2 separate regions of the Homo sapiens genome follow, and region 2 is linked to region 1. A link is an interaction called in ENCODE POLR2A ChIA-PET data of the cell type or tissue named here. Cell type or tissue: HepG2. All regions are shown on one strand. Each heading gives the region's core, and the rest is flanking DNA. Links, peaks and the distances in the headings are about the cores only. Region 1 overlaps ATP9A (ATPase phospholipid transporting 9A (putative)). Region 2 has its middle 24 kb from the start of SALL4.

Evidence for each region. Peaks named below come from ENCODE experiments on the same cell type or tissue, not always from the same donor. Only the 100,000 strongest peaks of a DNase experiment are listed, where the experiment ranks them.
Region 2: POLR2A ChIA-PET joins it to region 1 with 5 read pairs; 2 of 35 experiments call an interaction of 5 or more read pairs at or near these places.

Annotation. Positions count from the first base shown.
Region 1 is chr20:51,756,013-51,764,682 of GRCh38, forward strand. The region is part of intron 1 of ATP9A (ATPase phospholipid transporting 9A (putative)); the gene reads right to left. Among named protein-coding and RNA genes, the nearest start is that of ATP9A, 8.0 kb to the right of the region's middle. RefSeq lists an enhancer at 6,230-6,914. In HepG2, for the core only: no CTCF peak of the experiment used is centred there; DNase peaks (open chromatin) are centred at 3,979, 5,179 and 5,829.
Region 2 is chr20:51,822,676-51,831,345 of GRCh38, forward strand. No RefSeq gene overlaps it. Among named protein-coding and RNA genes, the nearest start is that of SALL4, 24 kb to the left of the region's middle. In HepG2, for the core only: no CTCF peak of the experiment used is centred there; no DNase peak of the experiment used is centred there; H3K27me3 peaks cover 59 bases.

The DNA of each region.
Region 1 (8,670 bases), core at 3,905-6,404:
CTTAATAACACTAAGAGATACTGCACATGCCAAGATGGCAATAAATGAGACGCTTTCTACGTTAGTTTCCTTGGGCTGCCATAATAAAATATCATAGACTGGATGGCTTAAACAACAGAAACTTATTTTCTCACAGTCCTGGAGGCCAGAAATCCAAGAACAAGGTGTCAGCAGGGTTGGTTTCTCCTGAGGCCTCTCTCCTTGGCTTGCAGACAGCCACCTTCCCCCTGTGTCCTCACACGGTCTTTTCTCTGGTGTCTCTGTCTTTTTTTTTTTTTCTTTCTTTCTTTCTTTTTGAGATGGAGTCTCGCTCTGTCGCCCAGGCTGGAGTGCAGGGGCATGATCTTGGCTCACTGCAACCTCCGCTTCCTGGGTTAAAGCAATTCTCCTGCCTCGGCCTTCCTAGTAGCTGAGATTACAGGTGCACGCCACCACACCTGGCTAATTTTTGTAATTTTAGTAGAGATGGGATATCACCATGTTGGCCAGGCTGGTTTTGAACTCCTGACCTCAGGTGATCCACCTGCCTCAGCCTCCTAAAGTTCTGGGATTACAGGTGTGAGCCACCATGCCCAGCCTCTCTTTCTGTCTTAATCTCCTCCTATAAGGTCACCGGGCTGGATGGAAAAGGGCCCATCCTAACAGCTTCATTTTAAATTGATCACCTCTTTAAAGGCCCCCTGTCTCCAAATGCAGTCACATTCTGAGGTGCTGGGGATTCCAGCTTCAAACGTGAATTTGGGGAGGTGTGGGGGATCCACGTCTGCAACATTTCCCAAATGTTCTAACAGCACAAGGCTTCCTTAATTACTAAATCAGAAAGCTGACCTCATAGCAAGAACAATAGTCCAGACTATATGAATTTCTCATCCAACAGGTGTCTTGAGTTTTGTTTTCGGTTTTGTTTTTTTTTTAAAAAGACAGGATGAGACACCTTAAAAGGACTATGGCCACTCAGTGAGTATCAGCTTCCTTAGTCCAGTGGCTCTGAGGGCCATTCACCCCCCAGAGGACACTTGGCAATGTCTGGAGACATTCTTGATTGTCACAAGGTGGGGAGGGGATGGCACTGGCATCTAGTGGGCAGAGGCCAGGGATGTTGCTAAACATCCTACAATGCCCAGGACAGCCTCCATAACAGGGAATCATCAAACCCAAAATATCGGCCAGGCGCAGCATATTTTTAGTAGAGACAGGGTTTCACCATGTTGGCCAGGTTGGTCTTGAACTCCTGACCTTAAGTGAGCCACCCACCTCGGCCTCCCAAAGTGCTGGGATTACAAGTGTGAGCCACCAAGCCCGGCCCCAAGCCTGACTTTATCTCATCACTGCAAACTGCCCGTGGCACGTGGGAGATCCTGCCAGGCCCACGGTAGGAGCAGGGCACTGTTGACACTACAAACTGATTCTTCCTTGGGGACCGCCGCCAACAGGCTTTTCCTTGGCATTTGCTAAATGCCACAGAGATTTAATTGGGGCGAAGGAAGAGCATCCGGCCCAGTCCACCTTTCCAATTCTCACCAGAAGCCTTTCCCTGCTCGCACAGGGCCTCTTCCAACTGTCTTCCCCCAGAGTTTCTGCAAATTCTGTTTAGACAAAAATAAAAGCAGGGCCAGGCACAGTGGCTGCTGCCTGTAGTCCCAGCACTTTGACAGGCAGAGGTTGGCGGACTGCTTTAGCTCAAGAGTTTGAAACCAGCCTGAGCAACATGGAGAAACCCCATCTCTATAAAAAAATACAAAAATTAGCCAGGTATGGTGGTGCATGTTTGTAATCCCAGCTACTGGGGAGGCTGCAGCGGTAGGATTGTTTGAACCCAGGAGGCTGAGGTTGCAGTGAGATCGCACCCACTGTACTCCAGCCTGAGCAATAGAATGAGAGTACGTCTCAAAAAAAAAAAAAGGTTTTAAATGTATAAGCACAACCAACTATCCTATTTCTTTCCCCTTGTAGCAGTAACATTATGTGTTTAGACTGCGCCATTTCAGCATGGGCCACTAATTCCTAAATGTCAGGCATGACTTGGGGTATTTACAAATCTCAGGAACTTTTATAGACTTCATGGTTTTCTTTAAATTGACTGCCTTTTATTTAAATTCTAAAAGGAAACTTCCTGCCATGACACAAGAAAGCAAGTATCATTTGGTACAAACAGAAGGGCTCATAAAAATAATTGCTAACCTTTCATACATATATTAATCTTTCAAACTCACAAATTAGAGAAAACAGATACTAGTTGTTAAAATCAGAATCATTCTAAATGTCATCAATAAAAATGTTATAATTAGTCTTTTTCTTTCCAAATTAAACCAAAATCACCACCTTCATGAGTGACCCTGAAGACACGTCCCAACCCCTCCACCCCTTCAAAGGCAGTCATAAAATACAGCCAGCCCTTATCACTGACTTTCAACATTTCCATCTGGGTAAAGACACTAAAAGAACATTCTGTTCTGAGAAGTAAGGGACAAAAGTCCAAAGATGGCCGGTTCCATGCCTTGCCTCCTTTTTCCAACTTATTGCATGCAAGACAGAGGTCAAGGTCAAAGGGTGCCCCCATCTCCTTGCGGACTGGACTACAGGGACCTCCTCTCGCCAGCCAGCTGTACAGTAGGTAGAAAGAGCCCTTTTGGGCTGGGCGCAGTGGCTTATGCTTGTAATCCCAGCACTTTGGAAGGCCAAGGCGGGCGGATCATGAGGTCAAGAGTTCGAGACCAGCCTGCAGAACATGGTGAAACCCCGTCTCTACTAAAAATACAAAAATTAGCCAGCCATGGTGGCCTGCACCTGTAATCCCAGCTACTCAGGAGGCTGAGGAAGGAGAATCGCTTGAACTCGGGAGGCGGAGGTTCCAGTGAGCCGAGATCATACCACTGCACTCCAGCCTGGGCAACAGAAGGAGACTCTGTCTCAAAAAAGAAAAGAAAGAGCCCGTCTGCAAGGAAGCCCGGCAGGCACGGCACCCATGTCCACACTCCATCCTTCAGAGTCCCTCTGTGGGTTTGCAACAACACATCTTCTGGTCTCCACGTGGGCAGAGAGCAGCTAGTCTGGTTTTGGTCAGCACAAGGCAGAGCAAGGGAGGACCTCTGTAACTGAAGGGGATGGCGCAAGTGCAGCTGGGCGCTGGCAGAGGACAGAGAGCACAGCCCCATGGGCCGCTGCCAAGCTCCACTGTTCTCATCCCAGGGGGGCAAAGAGCTGTTGGTGCAACTCTCTCCTCCAGCCCAGAGAGGGGAAGGTCGGTGGCTGAGGAGGGGGGTGTCTCTGGGTTTCACCCACCAGCACAATCCCCTCCCTCAAAACATACCCCTATATGCTTGGTATCTAATACTCCCTCCACCACATCAAAGAAAGGATGTTAAAATGTACACACACGGCCGGGTGCGGTGGCTCATGCCTGTGATCCCAGCACTTTGGGAGGCCGAGGTGGGTGGATCACCTGAGGTCAGGAGTTCGAAACCAGCATGGCCAACAGGGCAAAACTCTGTCTCTACTAAAACCACAAAAATTAGCTAGGCGTGGTGGCGGGTGCCTGTAATCCCATGTACTCAGGAGGCTGAGGCAAGAGAATCGCTTGAACCTCAGAGGCAGAGGTTGCAGTGAGCCGAGATCGCACCACTACACTCCATCCTGGGCGACAAGAGCAAGATTCTGTCACAAAAATAATAATAATAATAAATAAAATTAAAAAATAAAATAAGATGTACACACACCCCTACATGCCACATATCTAATACTATCTCCACTTTGTCAAAGGAAGGACATTGAAACACACACCCACCCCACTATATACAATTGATCCTCATAATTTATAATTTCTGTATTTGCAAATTCACCAAATCCCTCAAACTTGTAATCCCAAATCAACAGCTGCAGCCCCTTCACAGTCACTAATGGATGCGTGCAGTGTAGCCAAAATGGTGAGTTGCTCCTCCCTGCCCCGCCCCCAGACACACACATTCCCAGCTGAGGTGACACAAGGCTTCTCATTGCAGCTCTCACACTACAAATAGGAGTCATTTTTGTGGTCTCTTACTGCCACGATTTGTGCATTTTTGTGCTTTTCCCTGATGGTTTTGCAGTTTAAAATGGCCCCTCAGCACAGTGCAGAAGAACTAGTATCTCTAAGCACAGGAAGGCTGGGATGTGCCACGTGGAAAAAATACACGTGTCAGATAAGCTGCCTCCAGGCGTGAGTTACAGAGTTGTTGCCTGTGAGTTCGATGTTAATGAATCCATAACGTACATTAAATATGCGGTTTTTAAAAAACAGAAACACACCTAAAACGAGGTTCTTCATTGATCAGTCAACAAAAATAATGTGACCAGAGCCTCTCAGGAACCTAACCCCATATTTCCCCTAAGAGCAATGGTTCCATATTCGAAAATTCAGTGCTCACAACGACTGAAATAAAGAATGTAAGTACTGGGCAGGGCACGGTGGCTCACATCTGTAATCCCAGCACTTTGGGAGGCCAAGGCAGGCGGATCACCTGAGGTCAGGAGTTCGAGACTAGCCTGGCCAACATGGCGAAACCCCGTCTCTACTAAAACTACAAAAATTAGCCGGGCATACTGGTAGGCATGTGTAATCCCAGCTACTTGGGAGGCTGAGGCAGGAGAATCACTTGAACTGGGAGGTGGAGGTTGCAGTGAGCCAAGATCACGCCACTGCACTCCAGCCTGGGCGACAGAGCAAGACTCCGTCTCAAAAAAAAAAAAAAAAATGCCAGGTGCAGTGGCTCACGCCTGTAATCGCAACACTTTGGGAGGCCGAGGCAGGCGGATCACAAAGTCAAGAGATCAAGACCATCCTGGTCAACATGGTGAAACCCTGTCTCTACTAAAAATACAAAAATTAGCTGGGCGTGGTGGTGGCGCAGGCCTGTAGTAGTCCCAGCTACTTGGGAGGCTGAAGCAGAGAATTGCTTAAACCCAGGAGGCAGAGGTTGCAGTGAGCCGAGACTGCGCCACTGCACTCCAGCCTGAGTGAGAGTGAGACTCCGTCTCAAAATAAAAAACAAGAATGTAAGTCCTGAGAGTAATGAGAGTCCTACCTAACACCACCTCCATCACATCAAAGAGAAAGGGCATTTTTGTTTCCTTATCAGTAAAGCAAGAATAAAAAAAATTACCAACATCAAAGGGCCATTGTGCAGCATGAAAGAGGAAACATGAGTTCAGAGCCAAAACACTGCAGGTCCTAAATAAATATTCATCTTTTTCCTCCACCGTCAGATAATGAGTCACATAAACATGCTGACATAAGCTCTATGCTCTCAGGCAAAATGTAGGACCTCTGAAATGCCTCTGATGCCTCCACCCAGGTGGCGGGCTTCCTGTCTAGATTCCAGTCCCCTTTGTGGGATGGAAAGAGGAGCACGACAATCCGTTCCCAGGGTCTGCAGCACACATCGGTGTGTGACAGCTTCTCCTCATTGTTGTAACAAATTAGCACAACTTTGGCCGGGCGCCGTGGCTCACGGCTGTAATCCCAGCACTTTGGGAGGCCAAGGCGGGCAGATCACGAGGTCAGGAGATCCAGACCATCCTGGCTAACACGGTGAAACCCCGTCTCTAATAAAATACAAAAAATTAGCCGAGCGTGGTGACAGGCGCCTGTAGTCCCAGCTACTCGGGAGGCTGAGACAGGAGAATGGCGCGAACCCGGAAGGCGGAGCTTGCAGTGAGCCAAGGTTGCGCCACTGCACTCCAGCCTGGGCGACAGAGCGAGACTCCGCCTCAAAAAAAAAAAAAAATTAGCACAACTTGAGTGGCTTAAAACAATGCAAGTTTATTACCCTACAGTTAGGTCCGAAGTCCAAAATGGGCCTCATGGGACTAAAATCAAGGAAGGTGTCAGCAGAGCCGTGTTCCTTCTGGAGGCTCCAACCGAGTCCGTTTCCTTAACTCTTCCAACTTCTAGAGTCCCCCGCATTCCTTGGCTCATGGCCCCTTCTTCCCTCTTCAAGCCAGCAGTGCAGCCTCTCCCAATCTTTCTCTTATGCTGACACTCACTCTCCTGCCTGTCTTTCGCTTTTAAGGACCCTGTGATAACACTGGGCCGGGCCAGGGTCAGTGGCTCACACCTGTAATCTCAGCATTTTGGGAGGCCAAGGTGGGCAGATAACTTGAGGTCAGGAGTTCAAGGCCAGCTTGGCCAATACGGTGAAGCCCCGTCTCTACCAAAAATACAAAAATTAGGCCAGGCATGGTGGCTCACGCCTGTAATCCCAGCACTTAGGGAGGCCAAGGTGAGCGGATCATGAGGTCAAGAGATCGAGACCATCTCGGTCAACACGGTGAAACCCCATCTCTACTAAAAATACAATTAGCTGGGCGTGGTGGCATGCGCCTGTAGTCCCAGCTACTCCGGAGGCTGGGGCAGGAGAACTGCTTGAACCGGGAGGCAGAGGTTGCAGTGAGCCAAGATCACACCACTGCACTCCAGCCTAGTGACAGAGCAAGACTCTGTCTCAAAAAAAAAAAAAAAATTAGCTGGGCGTGGCGGCGGGAGCCTGTAATCCCAGCTACGCAGGAGGCCGATGCATGAGAATCGCTTGAACCCGGGAGGTGGAGGTTGCAGTGAGTAGAGATCATGCCACTGCACTCCAGCCTGGGTGACAAGAGCGAGACCCTGTCTAAAAACAAACAAACAAAAAGATTTAAGGTGATATATCCACAAATGGCTTTTTTTTTTTTTTTTTTTTTTGAGACAGGGTCTCACTCTGTTGCCGAGGCTGGAGTGCAGCGGTATGATCAGGGTTTACCGCCACCTACGCTTCCTGGGCTCAAGCACTCCTCCTACCTCAGCCTCCCAAGTAGCAAGGACCACAGGCTCAAGCCACCATGCCTGGCTTTTTTTATTATTATTATTTATTTTTTGTAGAGACAGGGTTTCACTATGTTGCCCAGGCTGCTCTTGAACTCCAGGGCTCAAGCAATCCTCCTGCCTGGGCCTCCCAAAGTGCTGGGATTACAGGTGTGAGCCACCAAGCCCAACTGAAATTCTATTACACAATAAAAAGAAACTTCAAAAACTTCATGCTAAATTAAAGCAGCCAGACACAAAAGGCAACACGTGGTGTGATTCCATTGATAGACAATTTCCAGAAAGGGCAAACCTATGGAATCAGAAAGCGGATCACTGGTTGCCTGGGACTGGGGCAAGGGCAGGGATGAATTGCAGATGGGCTGGAGGAGACTTTCGGAGGTGATGGAAACATTCAAAACCCATGCCGGAGTGATGGTTGCATAACTCCATACACCTGGTTTTTTTTTAATCAATGGTTTACATACTTTTTTTTTTTTTTTTGAGATGGAGTCTCGCTGTGTCGCCCAGGCTACAGTGCAGTGGCGCGATCTCGGCTCACTGCCAGCTCTGCCTCCTGGGTTCACGCCATTCTCCTGCCTCAGCCTCCTGAGTAGCTGGGACTACAAGTGCCCGCCACCACACCCAGCTAATTTTTTGTATTTTTAGTAGAGATGGGGTTTCACTTGTGTTAGCCAGGATGGTCTGGATCTCCTGACCTCCTGATCCGCCCACCTTGGCCTCCCAAAGTGCTGGGATTACAGGAATGAGCCACCGCACCTGGCCAGTTTACATACTTTCAATAGATGTATGCTATATAAATTATACTTCAATAAAGCTGTTTAAAACATTGTGGTAGACAACATATCTATTCAGTTCTTCTTTCTCAATCTGATTCATATTCAAAACTTCCTAGTCCCCCAAATCCAAATATATCAAGCATCAAAGCATCCTCATCCAGTGTGGCCACCCACAAAACGTAGATTGTTACAATGAGGCAAAGTCTTGGGCCACCTGGTACCTAAGCTCCCATCCTTGCCACAACATCACACCAGGGCCTCGACATACCTGGACAGAATGCTCTACATAGTTATTCATTTTCCTAAATTTGATCAGGAAAAAGCAGTGAAATTCATATTTCTAAATTTCTCATAAAAGGCCCCTCCTCTCAAAGAAGCACACTGTAGACCCCAACGGTAAACCTCATGCAAACACCTAAGGATTACCATTAGCCCTAGTAAACACCTAAGGCATACTGAGCACTTATTCTCCTAAACTTTACATGGACTAAAAAACTATGAGATACATAATTATTGATATTCCCATTTTACAGATGAAACAACTGAGACTCAGAGAGGTAAAGTTATTTTCCCAAGATCACACAGCTAGTAAGCAGCAGAGCCTGGGTGTGAACCCAGCTCCTCAATGGACTCCTGCGTCCTGGCTCCTAACAAATAATCCCTGCCATTTCACCACAAGAGGAGCTCCATTCAGCCATAAGCAAAGGGCATGATGTCATAAAATGGTTTCCAGCAATGGAGGTGAAATGCCTTGTTTCCTAACTACACCATTTCAAAAGTTTTCTCAACATCAGGATGTGGTAACTTTCTCAAGAGAGAAAAGAACTTTGAAGCCAGGAGATTCCTCCAAAAATAAGCTGCACGTCTTCGCAACATTCGCTGAGTGACCCCAGAAATAACTGCATTCTGTCCCCTATGACATGTGGCATCGTTTTTGGTTTTTTTAACCACAAATCTTCCAACCATTCCACAGCTTTATTGCCTAGAACCATTAGGTGAAATGGGTGGATCCGGTTCAAAACTGCCTCCTCTCACAACCTCCAAGACCACGAACAC
Region 2 (8,670 bases), core at 3,346-5,845, 66 kb after region 1:
AATTTTTCTGTAGAGACAATGTCTTATCATGTTGCCAAAGCTGAACTCCTGGGCTCAAGCCATCCTCCCGCCCTGGCCTGCCAAAGTGTTGGTATTACAGGCATGAGCCACCATGCCCGGCCCCTAAAATATTTCTGTCTGTTCCTTTACAGAAAGAGTGTGCCAACCTCCGTATTATATTCACATATCTCTCGGTGGAGGAAATGCTCAATAAATGTCCGATATTATTGTTGATATTATTATCATCATTGACACCTAATTCACAGGACTTCAAAACAAGCTAGCTATGATTCCAGCCCTGCGCTGTCACGCAAAAGATATTAAACAAATGTTGGCTAGGCACAGTGGCTCACACCTATAATCCTAGCAGTCTGGGAGGCTGAAGAGGGTGGATCACCTGAGGTCAGGAGTTCGAGACCAGCCTGGCCAACATGACGAAACCACGTCTCTACTAAAAATACACAAATTAGCCAGGCGTGGTGGCGCATGCCTGTAATCCCAGCTACTCGGGAGGCTGAGGCAGGAGAATCGCTTGAACCCAGGAGGCAGAGGTTGCAGTGAGCTGAGATCGTGCCACTGCACTCCACCCTCGGCGAAAGAGTGAAACTCCATCTCAAAATAAATAAATAAATAACAAAAAACAAAGGTTAGCTATTGAATGAATGAGTGAGTGAGTGAATGAATGAGTGGGTAGGTGAAGTGGAGGAGGATGTGAAGTTGGTGGGAGTGAGGGTGCTAGAAATCTCCACATCTTTCACCAAGGCAGAGAGCTTATCGGGGGAGGAGGAGCAGAAGCAGTGAGTTCATTTCCAGAAATGTTGCTGGAGGTGAGTTGACTAGCTCCACATAAACCCTGGGAATGATCACTGAAGCTGGGTAATTTCACCATTGTCCTCAGTATCTGACCCCCGATGGAAAATTCCACAGCTTCACTAAAAGACCTGTATACCTCTGGAATATTTTTATAGGGAACATAAAAGAAATGAATGTGGGATTTGGGGGACTGGGGAGAAGATTCTGAGGAGCTGGTCCTCTGAGAAGAGTTAATCAGGCAAGTCCAGTAATTATCTGGTTCCAACTACATTTGAAACACTGTGCTGGGTCCCTTATGTAATTGTCCTTCCAACTCTGAGAAGTAATTTTATCATTCCCTTTTCACATATGCAGAAATTGGGATTGAAAGAAGCTGTGCTCCATCCCAGGGCATTGCCTCCTCCAGCACTGGGTCTAGGCTTTGCATCAACCTGTCTACTGCCGGTTGGCCATTTGTGTCTTCATGCTACCCACAGGGCCCTCGAGGCTCTACCTCTGAGATTCAGCAAAGGAGGTCCTGCCTCATGGAGCTCACAGTCCAGGGAGAAAGACAGACAATAAACAAGCAAACAATACACAAATAAAATAGGCCAGGCATGGTGGCCCACACCTGTAATCCCAGCACTTTGGAAGGCTGAGACGGGTGGATCACTTGAGGTCAGGAGTTCGAGACCAACCATGGCCAACGTGGCAAAACCCTATCTCTACTAATAATACAAAAAATTAGATGGGACTGGTAGTGAGTGTCTGTAATCCCAGCTACTGGGAGGCAGGAGAATAGCTTGAATCCAGGAGGCAGAAGTTGCAGTGAGCCAAAATTGTGCCATTGCAGTCCAGCATGGATGACAGAGCAAGACTATGTCTCTAAAAATAAAATAAAATAATAAAAAAATTGGCTGGGCACAGTGGCTCACACCTGTAGCACTTTGGGTGGCCGAAGCAGGCAGATCACCTGATGTCAGGAGTTTGAGACCAGCCTGGCCAGCTTGGTAAAACCCCAACTCTGCTAAAAATACAAAAATTAGCCGGGCATGGTGACACGCACCTGTAATCTCAGCTACTGGGGAGGCTGAGGCATGAGAATCGCTTGAACCTGGGAGGCAGAAGTTGCAGTGAGCCGCAATCACACCATTGCATGATCAACTGTCTAGCACTGAGCAACAGGGCTAGACTCCATCTCAGAAAAAAAATAAAATAAAATAAGAAATGCAAAATTGTTACAGGAGTTGTAAGGGAATAACAAGATAATAGAATTAGGGAGAGACTGCAGGTGGAGGCCAGATGAGATGTTCATGGGTGCCCCCTTGGAGCAGAGACCTGTAGAGCTACAGGAAGGATGTTCTAGAAAACACCAAGGGCCCTGAGGTAGGAAGGAGCTTTGAGGCATCAAAAATGAAGCTACTGTCCTTGGTGTACAGCCAAGAAAAAAAAGGTGGGAGAAGTTGAGGTTAGGGGTGGGTGGGACCAGATCACAGGGGCCTTGTAGGCCCTGCCTGTGATTTGAATTTCATTCTAAGTGATGGGGGCTTTAAGCTGGGGAGGGAGGTGACCTGATTCACCCTGGAAAAGAGTGCCCTAGATGCTTGTGGAGAAGAAAATGAAGAGGGCAAGATGGAAGGCAACCTCGAGACAGACCTCAAGGATGCCATTCCCTGCCTCACCCCCATCGCTCCCCAGAAGCTTGGGTGAAACCACCTTCCATCTGGTCCTTCCAGTTCCTACCTCTCTAATTGAGAGGGAGCCTAGCAAGTTGGGGTAGGGCCTGCTATATAATTAGTTAGGCCCAGTGCAAAATGAAAATAAGGACTCCAAGCCGGGCGTGGTGGCTCGCACCTGTAATCCCAGCACTTCGGGAGGCCGAGGAGGGTGGATCACAAGGTCAGGAGATCGAGACCATCCTGGCTAACACGGTGAAACCCCGTCTCTACTAAAAATACAAAATATTAGCCAGGCGTGGTGGCGGGCGCCTGTAGTCCCAGCTACTTGGGAGGCTGAGGCAGGAGGATGGCGGGAACCTGGGAGGCGGAGCTTGCAGTGAGCCAAGATCGCGCCACTGCACTCCAGCCTAGGCGAAAGAGCAAGACTCAGTCTCAAAAAAAAAAAAAAAAAAAAAAAAGAAATGCAAGATGCTAACAGCAGAGTGTTCAGCCAAGCATGATGCCCTTCTGAGCACAGACCCCATGAAGTTGACAGTGGGGAGAAGACTTTGGACCCAATGGTTAGGGAGGCTGCTCTGAGAAGGTGACACCTGACCTCCTTCAGAGATCATGGCCTTCTTGGGCCTGGTGCGGTGGCTTACACCTGTAAGCACTTTGGGAGGCCCAGGCAGGAGGATCACCGGAGGCCAGGAGTTCAAGACAAGTCTGGGCAATATAGTGAAACCCTTGTCTCTATCACCGTGCCCAGCCTACAAAAAAATTTTTAAAAATATTAACTGGGTATGGTGGCGCATGCTTGTAGTCCCAGCTTCTCGGGAATCTGCGGTGGGAGGATCCATTGACTTCAGGAGTTCAAGGCTGTGATCTCACTGCTGCGCTCCAGCCTGGGTGACAGAGCCAGCCCCTTGTCTTTAAAAAAAAAAAAAAAACAGGCTGGTTGCGGTGGCTCACGCCTGTAATCCCAGCACTTTGGGAGGCCAAGGTGGGTGGATCAACTGAGGTCAGGAGTTCGAGATCAGCGTGGCCAACATAGTGAAACCCCATCTCTACTAACAATACAAAAAATTATCTGAGCGTGGTGGTGGGTGCCTATAATCCTAGCTACTTGGGAGGCTGAGGCAGGAGAAACTCTGGAACCTGGGAGGCGGAGGTTGCAGTGATCCGAGATCGCACCACTGCACTCCAGCCTGGGAGACAGAGTGAGACTCCATCTCAAACAAACAAAAACACAGAGAGAGAGAGAGAGAGAGAGATTATGACTGTCTTGGTACCAGCAGATGTTGCTTTGTAATCACCAAGTGGGGAGAGGGGGTGGCAGCCTGTCTTACACACCTGGACCACATTGCCCAACAACACTGCTCCACCCAGTCCGTAAAACCTCCCTCGGTGGCTATCTTCACCTAACATAGACACCTATTCAAAGCATCTGATGAGGTCATGTGCGTGCTACCACTTGGGAAAACGAAACTAAGAGCACTATAGGAACAATGATGAATATCATCATCATCATCATATTTACAAAATGCTTGCATATCACACCTGTAATCCCAGCACTTTGGGAGGCTGAGGCGGCGAATCACCTGAGGTCGGGAGTTCGAGACCAGCCTGACCAACATGGAGAAACCCCTTGTCTATTAAAAATACAAAATTAGCCAGGCATGGTGGCAGGCACCTGTAATCCTAGCTACTTGGGAGGCTGAGGCAGGAGAATCGCTTAAACCCAGGAGGTGGAGGTTGTGGTGAGCTGAGATCACGCCATTTTGCACTCCAGCCTGGGCAACAAGAGCAAAACTCTGTCTCAAAAAAAAAAAAAAAATGCTTGTGTAAGTATTTATTATGTTAATACAAAATATTTATCATCAAAAAATAAACAATACATTTGATTGAACCATCTTGTATCATCCTTCTTCTTAGTGGAAGACATTGCATAGACACTGTATCTCTTATATTTCTCCTGATAATACTACAAGATTGATCCTTGTCCAACAGATATTTCCTGAACACCTACTATGTGCTGCAAGTACTGAGATCCACAGTGCAATCCGGCAGCCAGGGAGCACCCCCGATCACAGACACTGTGGCCCCGCAATGGATGGGCGCTTCCATTGCTGGAGCTCACTTTTCCTGCTCTGTAAGTACTGAGATCCACAGTGCAATCCGGCAGCCAGGGAGCACCCCCGATCACGGACACTGTGGCCCCGCAGTGGACGGGCGCTTCCGTCGCTGGAGCTCACTTTTCCTGCTCTATTGTTGTCATAGAAGAAAGTTCCATACCCAACATCACATTCTCTACTTATTTGTTTGTCTCTCTTTTCCTCTAGAACTGCAGGAGCTGGGAATTTGAACTGTTTCTCTCACTTCTGGATCCCAGCATTTAGAACAGGGCTCCACTCACAGCAGCCACTATTGCTGAAGAAGCAAATCCCGCGGGATTGCTTGAGGTCATTGGACTTCACAAGAGATGTCTGGGGTGGAGACAGGACTTGGGAAGATGCTGGTTCATGGATGGTGTGGGGGCTGCAGGAGGAGATGCCTGGGGAGAGAGTATCTAGTAAGAAGTGACAATGTTGGTTGGGCACGATGGCTCATGCTTGCAATCCTAGCACTCTGGGAGGCCAAGGTGAGAGGATCACCTGAGGTTAGGAGTTTGAGACCAGCCTGGCCAACATGGTATAACCCCGTCTCTACTAAAAGTACAAAAATTAGCCAGGCGTGGTGGTGGGCGCCTGTAATCCCAGCTACTTGGGAGGCTGAGGCAGGAGAATTGCTTGAACCTGGGAGGCGGAGGTTGCAGTGAGCCGAGATCATGCCACTGCACTCCAGCCTGGGCGACAAAGTGAAACTCCATCACAAAAAAAAAAAAAAAAAAAAAAGAAGTGACAATGTCCTTGGGTCTGCCTTGGTGCCGCAGGGGAGTGTGGTCATAGGTCGAAGACAGAGAAAGAGCCATTAAGAAATGGGAGTAGGCTGGGCGCAGTGGCTCATACCTGTAATCCCAGCACTTTGGGAGGCTGAGGTGGGTGGATCACCTGAGGTCAGGAGTTTGAGATCAGCCTGACCAATATGGTGAAACTCTGTCTCTACTAAACATACACAAAATTAGCTGGGCATGGTGGCGCATGCCTATAATCCCAGCTACTCAGGAGGCTGAGGCAGGAGAATCACTTGAACCCAGGAGGCAGAGGTTGCAGTGAGCTGAGATGGCGCCATTGCACTCCAGCCTGGGGGACAGAGCAAGACTCCGTCTCAAAAAAAAAAAGAAATGGGAGTAGCCCAAAGGGGTGAGTGATGGTTACCTGAGGGCTCTCTCTGGAAAGCAGGACTTATCCACACTCCTTAGTATCTTGATGCTGCTGAGAGATCAACGTCAGGGCTGGGAAAAGGGCTGTTGGATTTGAGAGAAGGGATGAGAGTCATGAAGCACACTGGGGGGCCGCTTCCAGGGACAGGAGACATCAATGGAGGGGAAATGAGAAATAAGTGGACCTGCACCTTTTGCTAAGGGAGGCTGTTAAGGGAGGAGAGAGACCGGGCAGTTGCTAGACGGATGGTGGCCAAGGGAGGGTTTTGTTTTTGTTTTAAAGATGGGAGAGATTATAAGTGCTGAAGGGAAGGATGTAATTCAAAAGGAAAGCTTGCATATTCATGGGGGATCAGGAGTAAGGAAGGTTCTGAGGTGGCAGGCAGGGCTAGGAGGCGGCGGGATTGGTTTTTGGAGGGACATCCGTTAACAGGAGGAGAGAAGCTGGGGACCAGGAGCAAAGCCCAAGGCCTTCCCAGGCCCTGGAAACCCTCCGTGCTGGGCCGGTCCCCTGCTGCTTCTCTGGTTTCACTTCCTTTCTCAGCCCTGTTCCCACTTCTGCTCTGGCCCCCTGGCTCCCTGGCTTTTCCCTGAGTCCTCCCACCAGGCTCCTGCCTTTGCCTCACTTTCCTCTCTCCCTAGGATATTTTTGCTGCAGAGATCCACGTGGCTCAGTCCCTCGCTTTATCTGGGTCTCTGCTCTCCTGTCCATTTTTCAGAGCTCTTCCCTGACTACCACATAGGTAACGGTATCCTCCTATTACCTTCCATTCAGACCCTCTCCTTTACCATAGGGCCTTTGCACCTGCTATTCTCCCTGCCTGAAATACTGTGCCTTGCCTGATTATTATTATTATTATTATTATTTTGAGACAGAGTCTCACTCTGTCACCCAGGCTGGAGTGCAATAGCACGATCTCAGCTCACTGCAACCTCCACCTGCTGGGTTCAAGTGAGCAAGCATGGCTAATTTTTGTATTTTTAGTAGAGATGGGGTTTCACCATGTTGGCCAGGCTGGTCTCGAACTCCTGACCTCAAGTAATCAACCTGCTTCAGCCTCCCAAAGTGCTGGGATTACAGACATCTGCCACCACACCCCCGGCCCCTGATTTTTTGTTTGTTTTTTTGAGACAGACTCTCCTTCTGCTGTCTAGGCTGGAGTACAGTGGAGCGATCTTAGCTCACTGCAACCTCTGCCTCCCGGGTTCAAGTGATTCTCCTGCCTCAGTCTCCTAAGTAGTTGAGATTACAGGTGTCCGCCACCATGCCTGGCTAATTTTTGTATTTTTAGTAGAGACAGGGTTTCACCATGTTGGACATGGCTGGTCTTGAACTCCTGACCACAGGTGAGCTGCCTGCCTTGGCCTCCGAAAGTTCTGGGATTACAGGCATAAGCCACTGCGCCTGGCCTGATTTTTTTTTTTTTTTTTTTTTTTTTTTTTTTGTAGAGATGGGGTCTTGCTTTGTTGCGTAGGCTGGTCTCGAACTCCTGGGCTGAAGCTATCCTCCCGCCTCAGCCTCCCAAAATGCTGGGATTACGGGAATGAGTCACCAAGACTGGCCCCTTCCCTGATCTTGTTAATGACTCAATCTTCACCCCTAGCTCAGGCATCTGTCTTCAGTCTTGTCTCTTCTTTCTCCCCAACTAGGTCAGGTTCCCTCACACAGGACCCTTGGAGAGCTGGGCACTTCTCCAATAGCATTTGTTGAAGTTACTATTTTTTATCTGTGAGATTGGCTAAGACCTCTTTCTTGCTCCAGACTACAGGTACCATCCAAGCAGAGGCCACATCCATCTTACCCAAATGTGTATTTTCAGTGCCTGCTGGAGTGCCAGGCACCCAGCGGGTACCCAGAACTTAGGGTGTTGGGTGTACTCATGGATCAGAACTTCATTTCAGCCCGAGCTGTAGACCTGAAGACTGAGGCTCAAGATATTCCATCATCAGATATCGAGGGTCGGAGGGTAAAAAAAAGAAAAAGAGCCAGGCGCAGTGGCTCCCGCCTGTAGTCCCGGCACTTTGGGAGGCCGAGGCAGGCAGATCACTTGAGGTCAGGAGTTCCAGACCAGCCTGGACAACACTGTGAAACCCCGTCTTTCCCGAAAATACAGAAAAGTCCCAGCTACTCAAGTGGCTGAGGCAGGATAATTGCTTGAACCTGGGAGGTGGAGGTTGCAGTGAGCCGAGATTGTGCCACTGCACTCCAGTCTGGGTGACAGAGTGAGACTCTGTCACGAAAGAAAGAGAGAAAGAAAAAGAGAGAGAGAGAGAGAGCAAGAGAGAGAGCAAGAGAGAGAGAGCAAGAGAGCAAGAGAGAGAGAGCAAGAGAGAGAGAGAGAGATCATCGATACTCATTTATCAAATACTCAAACCCGTATCTGTCTACACATGCTATTGACCTAAACTATACTTTTCAAGAATATTCTTCGCTGCCAAGGCTGGAGTGTAGAGGCATGATCTCATCTCACTGTAACCTCTGCCTCCTGAGTTCAAGCGATTCTCCTGCCTCACCTCCCTAGTAGCTGGGACTACAGGCCTGCACTGCCACACCCAGATAATTTTTGTATTTTTGGTAGAGATGGAGTTTTGTCATGTTGGTCAGGCTGGTCTCAAACTCCTGACCTTAGGTGATCTGCCCGCCTTGGCCTCCCAAAGTGCTGGGATTACAGGCATGAGCCACTGCGCCTGGCTTCAAGAATATTGTTCATTTACAGAGGCATAGAGGTTAAGAGTACCCTCTGAAATTACACAGCCTGGAATTGACTGCTAGCTCTCCCCTCTGCAATCTTTCTGGCACCAGTCATGTTGGTTCAGCTCCCTCTGGGCCTCACTTACCCATCTGTAGAATGGGGATAATAACACCTGCATTGTACATCTATTAGGAGGATGAATGTG